2 separate regions of the Homo sapiens genome follow, and region 2 is linked to region 1. A link is a contact called in ENCODE Hi-C data. All regions are on one chromosome and are shown on one strand. Each heading gives the region's core, a stretch centred on a gene start or an enhancer-like site at or near the end of the contact. The rest is flanking DNA. Distances are from core to core; before and after follow the strand shown. Region 1 has its middle 110 kb from the start of TSEN15. Region 2 overlaps C1orf21 (chromosome 1 open reading frame 21).

What was found. A loop is a pair of places that touch in the nucleus more often than their neighbours do. Pooled maps may share reads with other maps.
Region 2: a loop to region 1 is called in a pooled map, with 9 times the contacts of the local background. The contact joins two enhancer-like sites. A Hi-C loop is called at or near these places in 2 of 37 single-sample maps with no recorded cell type and 9 of 50 pooled maps.

What each region holds. Positions count from the first base shown.
Region 1 is chr1:184,155,418-184,161,625 of GRCh38, reverse strand. No RefSeq gene overlaps it. Among named protein-coding and RNA genes, the nearest start is that of TSEN15, 110 kb to the right of the region's middle. RefSeq lists enhancers at 1-46, 4,089-4,744. Within about 2 kb of position 2,690, at least 3 of the 41 ENCODE cell types and tissues checked have a DNase peak (open chromatin) inside an H3K27ac peak, as active enhancers do.
Region 2 is chr1:184,490,322-184,496,529 of GRCh38, reverse strand. All of the region lies in intron 2 of C1orf21 (chromosome 1 open reading frame 21), which reads right to left. Among named protein-coding and RNA genes, the nearest start is that of C1orf21, 110 kb to the right of the region's middle. RefSeq lists an enhancer at 1,112-1,181. Within about 2 kb of position 2,234, at least 6 of the 41 ENCODE cell types and tissues checked have a DNase peak (open chromatin) inside an H3K27ac peak, as active enhancers do.

The DNA.
Region 1 (6,208 bases), core at 1,441-3,940:
AGAGTGGGTGCTGCAACCAGTCGGAGCTGATGTCACAGCTAATGACAAGGATGCTGGCTGTACACATGAAGCAGGCTGCGCAGTATGTTACAGTGGAGGTTATCTCTGGATCTGTGAGAACCCAAGTCTAAGCTGGTAGAAAGGACTGTGGGAGAGTCCCTGGCTGACTTCAGTCAAATCTTCCTGTCAAGTTGATGGCATTCAAAGATAGTAAAAAACTGGCAAGTAGTTGGGGATTTTTCAAGAATATTTCCCCCTGCAGCCTCCTCCTCCCATAGCTTTAATCATCTCAGTACATTGCAACACAGCTTTTCTAGTTGCTCTTTCCAAAATTTCTCCTCTTTTACTCTAACATCCTACATTTGCATTGTAAGCAAATCCTGACAACTCCACCTTCAAAATATGTCTAGAATCTGACTAGTTTTCAGCACTTCTATTAACTATGTTTCCTGGCCCAGCCACCCTCATTTCTTGCCTGGATCACTGGAATGTCTTTTTCACTGGTCTCCTGCCCCACTTCAGTCTATTCGTAATCTGACAGCCAGGGTGATTTCATTAAAATAGAGTAGGATTGTGTTGCTCCTCTCCTGGAAACTCTCCAATGGCTTCTCATCTTAGAGTAAAAGCCAAAGGTCTTACCCTGGCCTACAAGGCCCCACATTTTCTAGATCCCCATTATCTCTCTGACTGTATCTCCTACTAACTCAATGTGGCAGACTGATGGCAAATCTGGTCCTAATTCTCCACCCTTCACTATATTCACACCTTTTGCAATGTGACTCTGAAGCTCTTCCTATGAAGTGGAGTTTATTTCTCCATCCCTTGAAACTAAACTTGTCTTATCAATTGCTTTGGCCAATAGAATGTGGCAGAAGTGACAGTCTCCATTCTGAACTTAGGCCTTAAGAGGGCTTATGTGTGTTCTCTCTCTCTCTCTCTCTCTCTCTCTAGCCTCTCTCCCTCCCTTTCTCTCTCTGACTCTCTTTTGCTACTGGAGGATATGAGAAACAGAGATATGGAAGCAGACCTAAATCAACCCAGTCATCTTGTCAAAACTCTCAGATATGTAAGAGAGCTCAGATAAGATCAGCAAAGCTGTGCTGGCTTGCAGCTGACTGTGAAAGCATGAGTAAGCCCCACCAAGATCAGCTCAGATCAGCAAAACCATCTAGCTGATCTTGAGACTGAGGGGAAAACCTAAATGCTTATTACTGTATACCACTGAAATTTTGAGTTTGCTTGTTACTCAGCATTATTGCGAAATTGATGACTGATGCGTTACTTTGCCCATTATTCTCCAGCCTTCTGGAAAATGCCAGTCACCTCTCTACCTCAGAGTCTTTGCACTGGCTGTTCCCTCTGACTAGAATACTTCCTCTCAGTCTTCCTACCTCCAATAGCTGCATGCCTTGATCCCTAACCAACTTCAAATCTTTTCTCAAATGTCATCATCTTAGTGAGATCTTGTCAGGACATAACATATAATGCAACCTTCTTTGAACACTTAATATTCCCCCTTGTCAACTTTCAACTTTCTTTTCAGCATTTATTGCTGTCACATATATATATATTTTTTTCCTTGTTTGTTGTCTAACTCCCTTGTAAACTCCTTGGGAGCAGAGATTTTTTGACTATTTTATTCAAGATTATATTCCTATGCCCAAAATGGTATCTGGCACATAAAAGACACACAGTACGTATTTGTTGAATAAATATGTGAATGAATGTGAATTCTCCACAGAATAGTAGAAGTGATGAGAAAATGTTTTCCTCAATTTTAAAAAAATTGGTAAAAGCAAAAATAAAACATTATATCTGCTTGATCTATATAACTTCTCTCCGTCTCCACCACCATGATCCTAGTCATAGCTGCCATGAGCTCCTGTCTGCATGGTTGCAATTACCTCCTAACTAGTATTCCTGCCATCAGTCCTTGCTCCCTACAATTTCTTTTTCTCCATTGCAACCTGGATGATTTTCTGAAAGGGCAAACCGGAGAGACCAAAATCCTTAGCATGGCCCCACAGTCTCTTCTCCTCACTCTCTTTGCTCGTTCTCCAGTCTTCAGGTTTCCTGAAATAGTCATGCCTCTTCCTGCCTCAGGGCCTTTTCACAAGCCATCCCCTCTTCCTGGGAGATGTACTCTTAATCATCCCTCGGCCTAGTCAACTCCTACTCATCCTTCCATTCTTATGCAGAAAAGTTTCCCCTGAATCCACAGGCTCAAGTTTCTCTGAGAGTCTGTGCTTTCTGTTTAAGGCACACAATGCAGTTGATAATTCTGGGTTTGTGCAATTACTTGTTTGATGTCTCCTTTTTCCAATATACTGCAAGCTCAGTGAAGACCTAAAGCTATTCAACAGATCATCTGGCTAAGTTTGGCCTGAAGTTCATATAAGCCCTTTGAAATTGAGAGATTTGTAGTGTCAAACAGGAAACAACTATGAAGAAAGGGCTTTTGCATAACGAGTTGCATCTTCCAGGAAAGACTCAGCCCCGACGATATTTTTATTCCTTTCTGAAGCCACAAAGGTCTATAAACCTCTCCTCCCCCATGATCATCACCAGCCCATTAGCAGGAGAAGACAGTCGGACAGAGTATTGACAATCTAAAGGGGTTGTGTTGGAGAACAGCACCTCTTGTCATTCTTGCACTGTCATGATTTATGCAACCAAGTATTGCATTAGACAACAGCAATTAGGAACAGAAATGGACCCAGCAAGAGCCACAGAAACAATGTTGATTAACTCTGAATAGTGTATTAGTCTTCTATTGCTTCAAACAAATTACCACCTACAGTGAATTAAAACAAGACATTTATTACCTTCCAGTTCCGTGGATCAGGAGTCTGAGCACAGGTTAGCTGACTCCTCCGCTCAGGGTCTCACAAGGCTGCAATCAAGATATCAGCTATGCTGTAGTTCTTATCTGAGACTGGAGGTCCTCTACCAAGCTCATTCAGGTTATTGGCAAAATTCAATTATTTGGGGTTGTAGGAATGAGTTCCCCTTTGCCTGCTAGCTGCCTGCTGGGGACTATGCTCGGCTCACAGAGACCACTGACATTCCATGCCACGTAGTCCCCATAGGCTGCCATGGCAGGGATGTTTGATTTTCTCCAGGCTAGTGAGAGTGCACCTCTCTGACTTCTTCCCAGCACCAAGTGAAGAAAGCTCTCTGCTTTTAAAAGACTCACCTGAGGCTGGACGCAGTGGCTTACGCCGTAATCCCAGCACTTTGGGAGGCTGAGGCAGGTGGATCATCTGAGGTCAGGAGTTCCAGACCAGCCTGACCAACATGGTGAAACCTCATCTCTACAAAGAATACAAAAATTAGCCGGGCATGGTGGCAGGTGCCTGTAATCCCAGCTACTCAGGAGGCTGAGGCAGGAGAATCACTTGAACCCGAGAGGCAGAGGTTGCAGACCACTGTACTCCAGCCTGGGAAACAGAGTGAGATTCCGTCTCAAAAAAAAAAAAAAAAAAAGAAGAAGAAGAAAGACTCACCTGAAAGGTCAAGTCAACCCAAGATAATTTTCCTCACAAGAGTAATATGTCATTATATTCACAGGTTCCATTCACACTGAATAGAACTATACAGGGCATGTGCATCACGAGTAGGAATATAGGGGCTGTTTTAGAATTCTGTCTACCACAGGGCAGCTGATAATAATAGCAAACTATTGAGTGCTTATTTATTGCCAGCACTGTGTTAAGTGTTTTTTAGCATTTAATCTTTAAAATAATACAACATTGTTTCTATCTTGTGTTTCTGTTTTGTTTCTATTTCTATTACTTTATTTTACAGATGGAGAAACTAAGGCTTAGAGGTTAGGTGACTTTGCCCCATTTCACTCAATCGGTAAGAAGCATAACCTAGATTTTGAACTCTTTCTGACTCCAGAACCCATTCTTATCCACTTTGCCTCATCAAAGCTCGTTCTCCTGTAGCCAGGGGAATGAAGATTATCACTGTTTTATGGATGTAAACAGTGGTTTGGGAAGATTAAATAACATACTCAAGACCACCCAGTTAGTAAGTAATAGAGCAGCCTACAATCTAATCTTCTTCTCAGTCCCACACTGGGGCATCCCATGTAATTGAGGGATACTCCCAAATTGCTTGTCAACTAGAAGAAAATGTAATAAGAAACCCTTCCCCAGAGACAGAGGAAACCAATGTGTTTTCTGGCTCCAAGGCTTGGTAGAATTATATAATACACATTATCAGTTCTATTTATTTTACCTGTAGTGAGTGAGAAGCAGCAGTGTTTTATTCCCATGCTGAGGAAAATAATCTGAACTATGGGCACCTGACAATCACTCCCTTTGAAGTTTCATAATAGTTAGCACCAGGAGCATGTCCTCTCCTATGGTGATAAAAGGTTAGTTAGTGATTATTCACTTCCCCCTCTCTGTGCCTTTACACCTTTAAATGAAAGGTGTCCTGGAGTCAAAGCAAATAATTATTCACGGATGAGGATATGTTTCCTTGGAACTAACATTGTTTTTTTTTTCATTACTTCTTGCATGGAGACAAAACAGCTTTGACCCAGAGCTGTTAACTAATACAAATTATCCATTGCAAACGTCATCACATCACACTACCCCCACCTGTGCTTTGGCAACCAGGGGCCAATTTTCCCCTGAGAGTTGTGTCCACCTTGTTTCCCCTGTTCTTTCCCATGGCTACAAATGCAAACAGTAAACTTGGTCCACAGACAGACATTAAAAGGGCATATTGTAGTTGTCTCCAATACCTGATGTATAATCTCCCCTGTCCTGCAATTGTCTTTCACGCAAGAAACAGAAAACAGTCATCAGAAAAGTTTTACTTCATTAAAGTGCCCTGCCTGGTCATGATTTGGGTTATAACTGAATTCCTCTGTTAACAGCCACAGCTTCTGTTGGGCAGCTCCTGTCCCAGGGTTGTAGCTAGCCCCAGGCACCAGGAGGAACATTCCTTTCTCCTGCCCCCTCAGATGAGGGCTGGCGATAGCCGCCCACTGACACTAGCCCCTGGGAACTTCATGATCCCTAGATGGTTGCCTTAGCCCTGCCCATACCTGAGTAAATAGCTCTTTTATAAAAATATTCTTAAACCAGAAACTCTGGCTGAAAATTGCTCTAAACTGAAACCACCTTTGGAAAAATTCTAACAGTGAGAAATTGATGACATTGAAAGGGACCTAACCAACTCCATCTTGCCTTTAACCTTCAAGCTGCCCTTGTTCATTCCTGGGCATAGGCAAAACTAACTTTGGGAGGCATTTAGTTTATAGTTTAGAACTATTAAAACTAAAAAGATGACAACAGCCCTTTCCCAAAACAAACCTCCTTCTTGCCTGGGGACAAGACAGCCTTTGTGGGACTAACAAATTAATCACAAGATTAGAAATTATGGTTTAGAAGCCATGCAGCCAGAGGCCACAAGATTCCTAACCTCCCCAGTTGCTCTCCTATAGATAATGTTGTATCCTATAGATAATATTGTAGAACCTAAGATTGGTGCTTGAGATATTTTTCAGACCCTGAATTCTGATGGATAAGCTGGCACCACCCAGACTGGTAAACTGGCAGATCTGGTCCTGTGGCCTCTACCCAGGAATTGACTCAGTGCAAGAAGACAGCTTCAACTCCCTATAATTTCATCCTCAACCCAACCAACCAGCATTCCCCATTCCCTAGCCCCTTGTTCACCAAAATATCTTTAAAAACCTCTAGCCTCTGAATTTTTGGGCTGGCTGATTTGAGTAATAATAAAACTGCAGTCTTCCATTTAGCAAGCTTGAAGTGTATTTAACTCTTTTTCTATTGCAATTCCCCTATCTTGATAAATTGGCTCTATCTGGGCACCATGAAAAATGAACCCAGTGGGTGGTTACAAATGCCTTATTAAAAGTATTGACTTCAGCAACAAGTATAAACTGGTATTAAAGCATTAGCACATTGTTGAGGGGGAACTGAACATTTGTGCATTGCCCAGATAACACCACACAGATTACCTTGTAGTCACAGGAGGGAAAACATAATGTTTCTTGGAAGAAGAAAATTGTTGTTTGCCTTAATTCACTGGTCACTACTAGAATCTCTAACAGTGGGCGAACCAGAAAATATATATATCATGACAAAATACAATAAGAAGTACATATCTCCTATGATATAATCTAGCTAACAAGGTTTAAATTGAATCCACCATGCTTTTGCCT
Region 2 (6,208 bases), core at 985-3,484, 340 kb before region 1:
AAAGAGATCTTTTCACCTGATCAAGCCAGTGGGTGAATGTGACTCTCCACCGCTCCCACTGGATCTGAGAGAGGTGTGCCCGAAATCCGGGGGTCTTGGCAGCACATAAACAATGAAATATTTGCCAAAGCAGTAGGGCAAGAATTGCAGGTTTACTGTCTTTTATACTCTCACTATGTCAGTTTCCAGAAACAGCTGATATCACCACTTGAGGCAACTGTTCCCTACAGAGCAAGCCACATTACCCACTGTAAGGTCTGGGTTTTAGGCCTTGAACTCCTTCCTGCACTAAGACTTCAGTCTCCTTTTAACTGAGGAGAGCCCAGAAATTATCTGTTTGTGTCTCCTTCAGGATGCTCTATGGGTAGACCTGGCCTTGGCTTACCAAACCCCATGCAAATAACCTGTTACCTGCCCCCTTTTCTACCCCTTCCAGTGGGCCACTCCTTTAACATCTCATCTTCCAGGATTCACCTTCTGCCAACTTCTCTTCACCACACAATCTGCAGAAGCAAAGAAACCCTCCAAAAACCAACTTTCTACAAAAAAGTGAGTGTACCTAACAGAAAGCTTACATACTCACCATATCTTTTTTTTTTTTTTTTTTTTTTTGAGACAGAGTCTCACTCTGTCACCCAGGCTGGAGTGCAGTGGCACGATCTTGGCTCACTGCAACCTCTGCCTCCCGGGTTCAAGCAATTCTCTGCCTCAGTCTCCCGAGTAGCTGAGATTACGTCACCTGCCACCATGCCAGGCTAATTTTTGTATTTTTAGTAGAGATGGGGTTTCACCATCTTGGCCAGGCTGGTCTTGAACTCCTGACCTCACGATCCACCCGCCTTGGCCTCCCAAAGTGCTGGAATTACACGCATGAGCCACCACACCTGGCCCACCATATCTTGTAATAAACAAAAACAGTGTCTTTTACAGAGAATATTGATGCTATTTGATGGTGATGCTGGTAGTGGGGGGAGGGAGGGAAGATGAGTAAGTATATTGACGTTAATTTTTTCTTTAAAAGGTAACAATGCAAAGCAGAAAGGAGATTCAGAATGGGAAATTATCTGGGGGCTTGGTTTGACCTCCACAGAGATCTATGCTTCATTTGCGTATTTGTTCTGTCTTCTCATAGAGCACTGCTCCTATTCTGGGAAGACATAAAAAGAAAGATAAACTGAACTGGGATGGTGGGTACAAGTGAAGAGGATGGGAACAGGGATCAAAGCTCAGAGCAGCTCTTGGAGATCAGAAACTGGAGCTCAGAGTTCCATGAGGAACAAAAGAGTGTAGGGATGAGAGTCTATGTTGCGGGGGGAAGGCAAGAGCCAGGTGAAAGGGAGGTGGCTGTTACAGGAAGGGAGGCGAGAGTAGAAACTTGCCTCTTCGGGCACCCTGGCCCTTAAGAAACTTGCTAAAAATGAACAAGCAAGCCATGTCTGAAACCCCTTCACTCTCAGGTTGAATGAAATGAGATGTCACTGTGTGACGATGACATGCTGTGCAGATGAACTGCAGTCCCAGGAGGTTCTAGGGCTGCAGCACTTCTCCTCACTTGGGCCATGCCCTGTGCCTGGGTACAGCTGAGCCCTGGAAACTGAAGTAGGAATTTAACTGTTAATGATGTTCTTTTTATCCCAGCTAGCATCAAACAAATTTGCCTCAAGAAGGTAAAAAAAAAAAAAAAGCAAAAGCAAAAAACATTAATGTAGAATTTTGACCCTATTAATCCTTACAGCCCCATCTTAAAAATCTTTGCTTTCACAATTTTCAAATTTCATTTTTCATTCCATGTTGCTAAGCCTCAGACCATGGTCATTGCTCTAAAACATAAAAACTCTGCCTCCTGCAAGCCACCACTAAAGAGGAGCTTGTATTGGTACAAAATTCTACCTCCCACTGCTGCCCTTAACAGAGAAAACCACAGATACAATATGCTCTAATGAAGCTCATATTTAATCATTCCCCAATATCCCAAGCCCGCCCATATCTCATTATCTCCATTCATACCTCCCTAATCCAGACCACCAACATCTCTTGCTAGGACTACTGAGCAAGACTCTAACTGGTCAACTGCTTCACTCTCTTCCTATAGTCTATTCCCTACGTAGCAGTCAGACCTCATCACTCCCCTGCACTCAAAACCCTCTCCTGACTTCTATTACCTTTAGAACAGAAGCCAGTGTACAGAGCAGTACAGTCCGGCCCTGGACTGCCTCTGTGAGTTTGTCACCCATCACCCTACTGGCACAAGGGCATCAGGCTTCTTCCTGGAATCCACTAGCCAGCTCCCTCTCAGAAATTTGGCTTTGTTGTTTCTCTGCCTGAAACATTCTGTTCCCAGGTATTCTCATGGTTTGCTCAAAGGTCAGTTCCTCAGATAGACCTTCTCTGACAGATGACTCTGAAACAGCCATCCTGTCAACTCTCCATCCCCTTTTGTATTCTCATGACACTTTTCCCTGACAGTACATGTTTGTCTCTCTTTTTATTACCTTTATTACCTGCTAGAATGTGAGCCAAATGAGGGCAATCATTATCATATTACATGTTATATCTCTTAGTAAAATCCAGTTTATAGTATTTGCTCAACCAATAGTTCTTAAATGAATAACTTTAATTTTCAGAGTTCCATCAGAGTTAAAAGCACATTGTCTTTCATTTTAACATGCTGGCCATTTAACAATTGCATCATGGGAAACAAGGCAAGAAACAAAGGAGGAAAGCTGCACTCCAAACTCAAGATCTTATAAACACTTTCAGATAAAAAGACATCTCTTGAGTGACAGAAGGCAATGAAGACTAAAAGGTTAATGAAAAAATATTGTGTTAAACAGCTAACACAATAAATGCAAAAATACTTGGTGCCACATTAAAAATAAAATCCTATTTCATACATAATTTGACAATTTCTTCTTTGGTTATAGATCAAAATCAACAGTGACATTTATACAGTGAGGCATGCATATCTATAGCTGGAAGGGAATTTAAATGTAATTTAGCTTGTCTTGAATGTGGTTTTCAAATGAAAATCAAACGTAGTCTAAATAAAGATTTGTACTCGTGTGACTGTTTTGCAATTTGAAGGAATTAATTAGCTTCAAAGATGTGCTATTTAACATCATGATTTTTCACTTCACCCTTACTCTTTTACCTTCAATGCTTATAGCCATGTACATAAACTTTTAAAATTATTTTTAGATAAAATGTAAATGTACATTTATATTATAGCTTCCAGCACAGATTATTACTATGAAGAAAGCTGACTATAAACATTGTATTCCTCACGGCCTGTGTCCTCTCCAGCAGGCATCTTCCCCAGCTATGGCTGTTCCAACCAAGAAACTTTAATTATGTAACCTTTAAAAAACTGTCAAAGACCATTTTTATTCATAGTTTAAACATGTGTTGTGAGTTACATTTTAGAGAATTTTATATATACTTAATATTATAGCCACAGAAATATAATCCTTTAGAATCTGACTTTCTGTAAATTTTTACTTCTTCTTGCCCTATTATAGTCTGGCTGGACCAACAGAGTACAGCTATATAAGTTAATAAACAAAACCACACTCTCAGAGTGATCAGATCATAGTACAGTAGCTCTTGAGAAAATCAGCAACCTGGGAAATTAAATGTTCTCCTTTTGGCCTAGATTTTGTTTATAACTGTCTTCTATTAGATATTTCATTATCCTTTTCAAACAACAGGACCAATCTACCCTACCCTGACTTCTACCACAAACCTTTAAACAGAAAGCCAACAAATGGAATCCTTCACTGACTAGCAGCAGCTGCACAGCACCAATTTAAGCATCAGTGGATGAAAGATAAATTTACAAACCAGCCAGCCAAGGTGGAAGCAGAGATACAACTCCACACACTTCAAGCTTTCTCACCTTCAGGCTCATGGTAATGTTCTGAAGCTACAGAAGATATTGGTGATACTTCTTTCTAATTTTTCATTGAAAAAGTAAATATCACAATGCAATTAACAATTTGGTCAACTCTGGACCATAAAGCTTTTAATAGCTGAACACTACCACCACCACCATTTTTTTCTGAGAGCAATCAACAAAGCAATAATCATATATAATCTTGCCAATGGCTCCACTGCAGGAAAGAAACTGACACCACACAGTTGAGTGAATTGTCCATAGTGTGGGGAGCAGGTAAATAGAACCTTTGAACATTAGCACTCAACACTCCCATAGCAATCACACAGTTCCACCCACTCACTCCCAAGACGCAGAAACCAGAGCCCACAGAGGTCACCCTGTAGCATGGTTACTCTGTGGCAGAATCCAAATGTAACCAGGTTCTGCAGGCAAGTCAATGGCTTCTCTATAAACTGGGCTCACTGGGCTTTACAGCCACTTGTTTTTGTTTATGTGCTTGTTCTAATAAAACCTTACACAGCACATAGCTCACTGTGATCTCTAAGAGGAGTTATTTCTGTGAAGGTTTGCTTACAGTAGAAAATTTGAGAAAAACTGAGAAATTGAGATTAAAGTTACAAAGAATGAAGATGGCTCCGTTTCAAATTAGTCATTGTCAAACTCTGCATCATGCTTCTGATTCCTTCTCTTCCTAAGAGACTTTACGCCTCAGAATGAAGAGCAAGACAAGGCCCGTTAGCTAAAAATAAACTTGAGATATGGAATTATATCATAGTTATTTCCTATCTTTACTTTTGTTCTCATAGCTTAAGCAACCTCTTGGGTGCAGGGCTGAAAACAGGCAAAATGAAACCAAACCACTTAACCAGTGTCATGTGAGCTAGCAAAGCCCCGAAGGTCACTGTCATTGATGATTCATAGCCTGTGGCCCAGAACTTTGCTATAAGTAACCATAACGGTTACTGCTAAAAACAAAGGAAAAGGGCCGGGCACAGTGGCTCATGCCTGTAATCCCAGCACTTTGGGAGGCCAAGGTGGGCAGATTGCTTGAGCTCAGGAGTTCGAGAACAGCCTGGGCAATATGGTGAAAATCTGTTTCTACTAAAAATACAAAAAATTAGCTGGGCATGGGGGGCTTGCACCTGTAGTCCCAGCTATTTAGGAGGCTAAGGTGGGAGAATCACCTGAGCTTGGGAGGTTGAGGCTGCAATGAGCTGGGATCGTGCCATTGCACTCCAGCCTGGGCAACCAGAGTGAGACAGAACCTGTTTCAAAAAAAAAAAAAAGAAAGAAGGAAAGTACTACACACACTAATGATATCTGCAGGTAAATGAACTTTAAGGAAAAAGTTTTGCTTTTTCTGAATGAAGTTTTTATTCTTCTTATTAAAAAAAGCACTATGCTAAACTTTACTGTCATAAAGATGAAAATGTGCTGTTTATGAGAGAATAATCCAGAGAACTTTCTAAATAAAGTTCACTGATTATTTATACAGCACTTTTTGTGTGCCAGGCATTATTTTAAGTGTTTTATTACTTATTAATTCATTTAATCCTCATAGCATCTTATGAGGTAGGTTCCAATTTTACAAATGAGGAACCTATCAGTTTGGTTCCCAAATTAATATGATTAGCCACTATACCTTGCTCCACAAGTTCTTTCTCAATGTCACCACCTACATAGTTATAAAATGCTTTTTTTTTTTCACAAAACTTCTTTAGAAAAAGGGATGTAGAATATTTGGAAAATATAAAAGAAGTACAAAAACTAACTAGTAATCAGCACCACCCAGAGATAATCATTACTAACCCTTCCTGGTAAACGGTCTCATCTACATAAGGCCATGTTCTGGCATTATTACTCAGGGTTCATAATCATCTAACCTGAGGTGAGGCTGAACACTTAGACAGCTTAAGGAATTAGCATCAAATTTTCTGTTTTCTAAATCTTCACCTAACTGCCAATCCCTAACATGATTCTTACATTGTCTATGTGAGCTTTTAAGTGTCTTGAAAAAAAATCCAGAGTAAAATTTTCAAATATTTAAGACTCCTGCCGTTAATGTGAGATTCTCTAAAGTTATGTCTCCACCAGTTGGTTAAAGTTTCCCAGTCTCCCCTGCTATATTGTATGTGTGGTGTACCTCTAAGCCTTTGTTCTCACTGACTCTCAGCCTAAACCTCCTGCTCTGTCTCACTTAGTTCCTTTGGCTGGTATTCATATTTTAAGACTCAGCTGAGGCTTTAATCATCCTCTTTACAAGTCTTCCCCCACTCCTTGGAAAAAGAGACCTTTTGCCTTATCACCCTATGG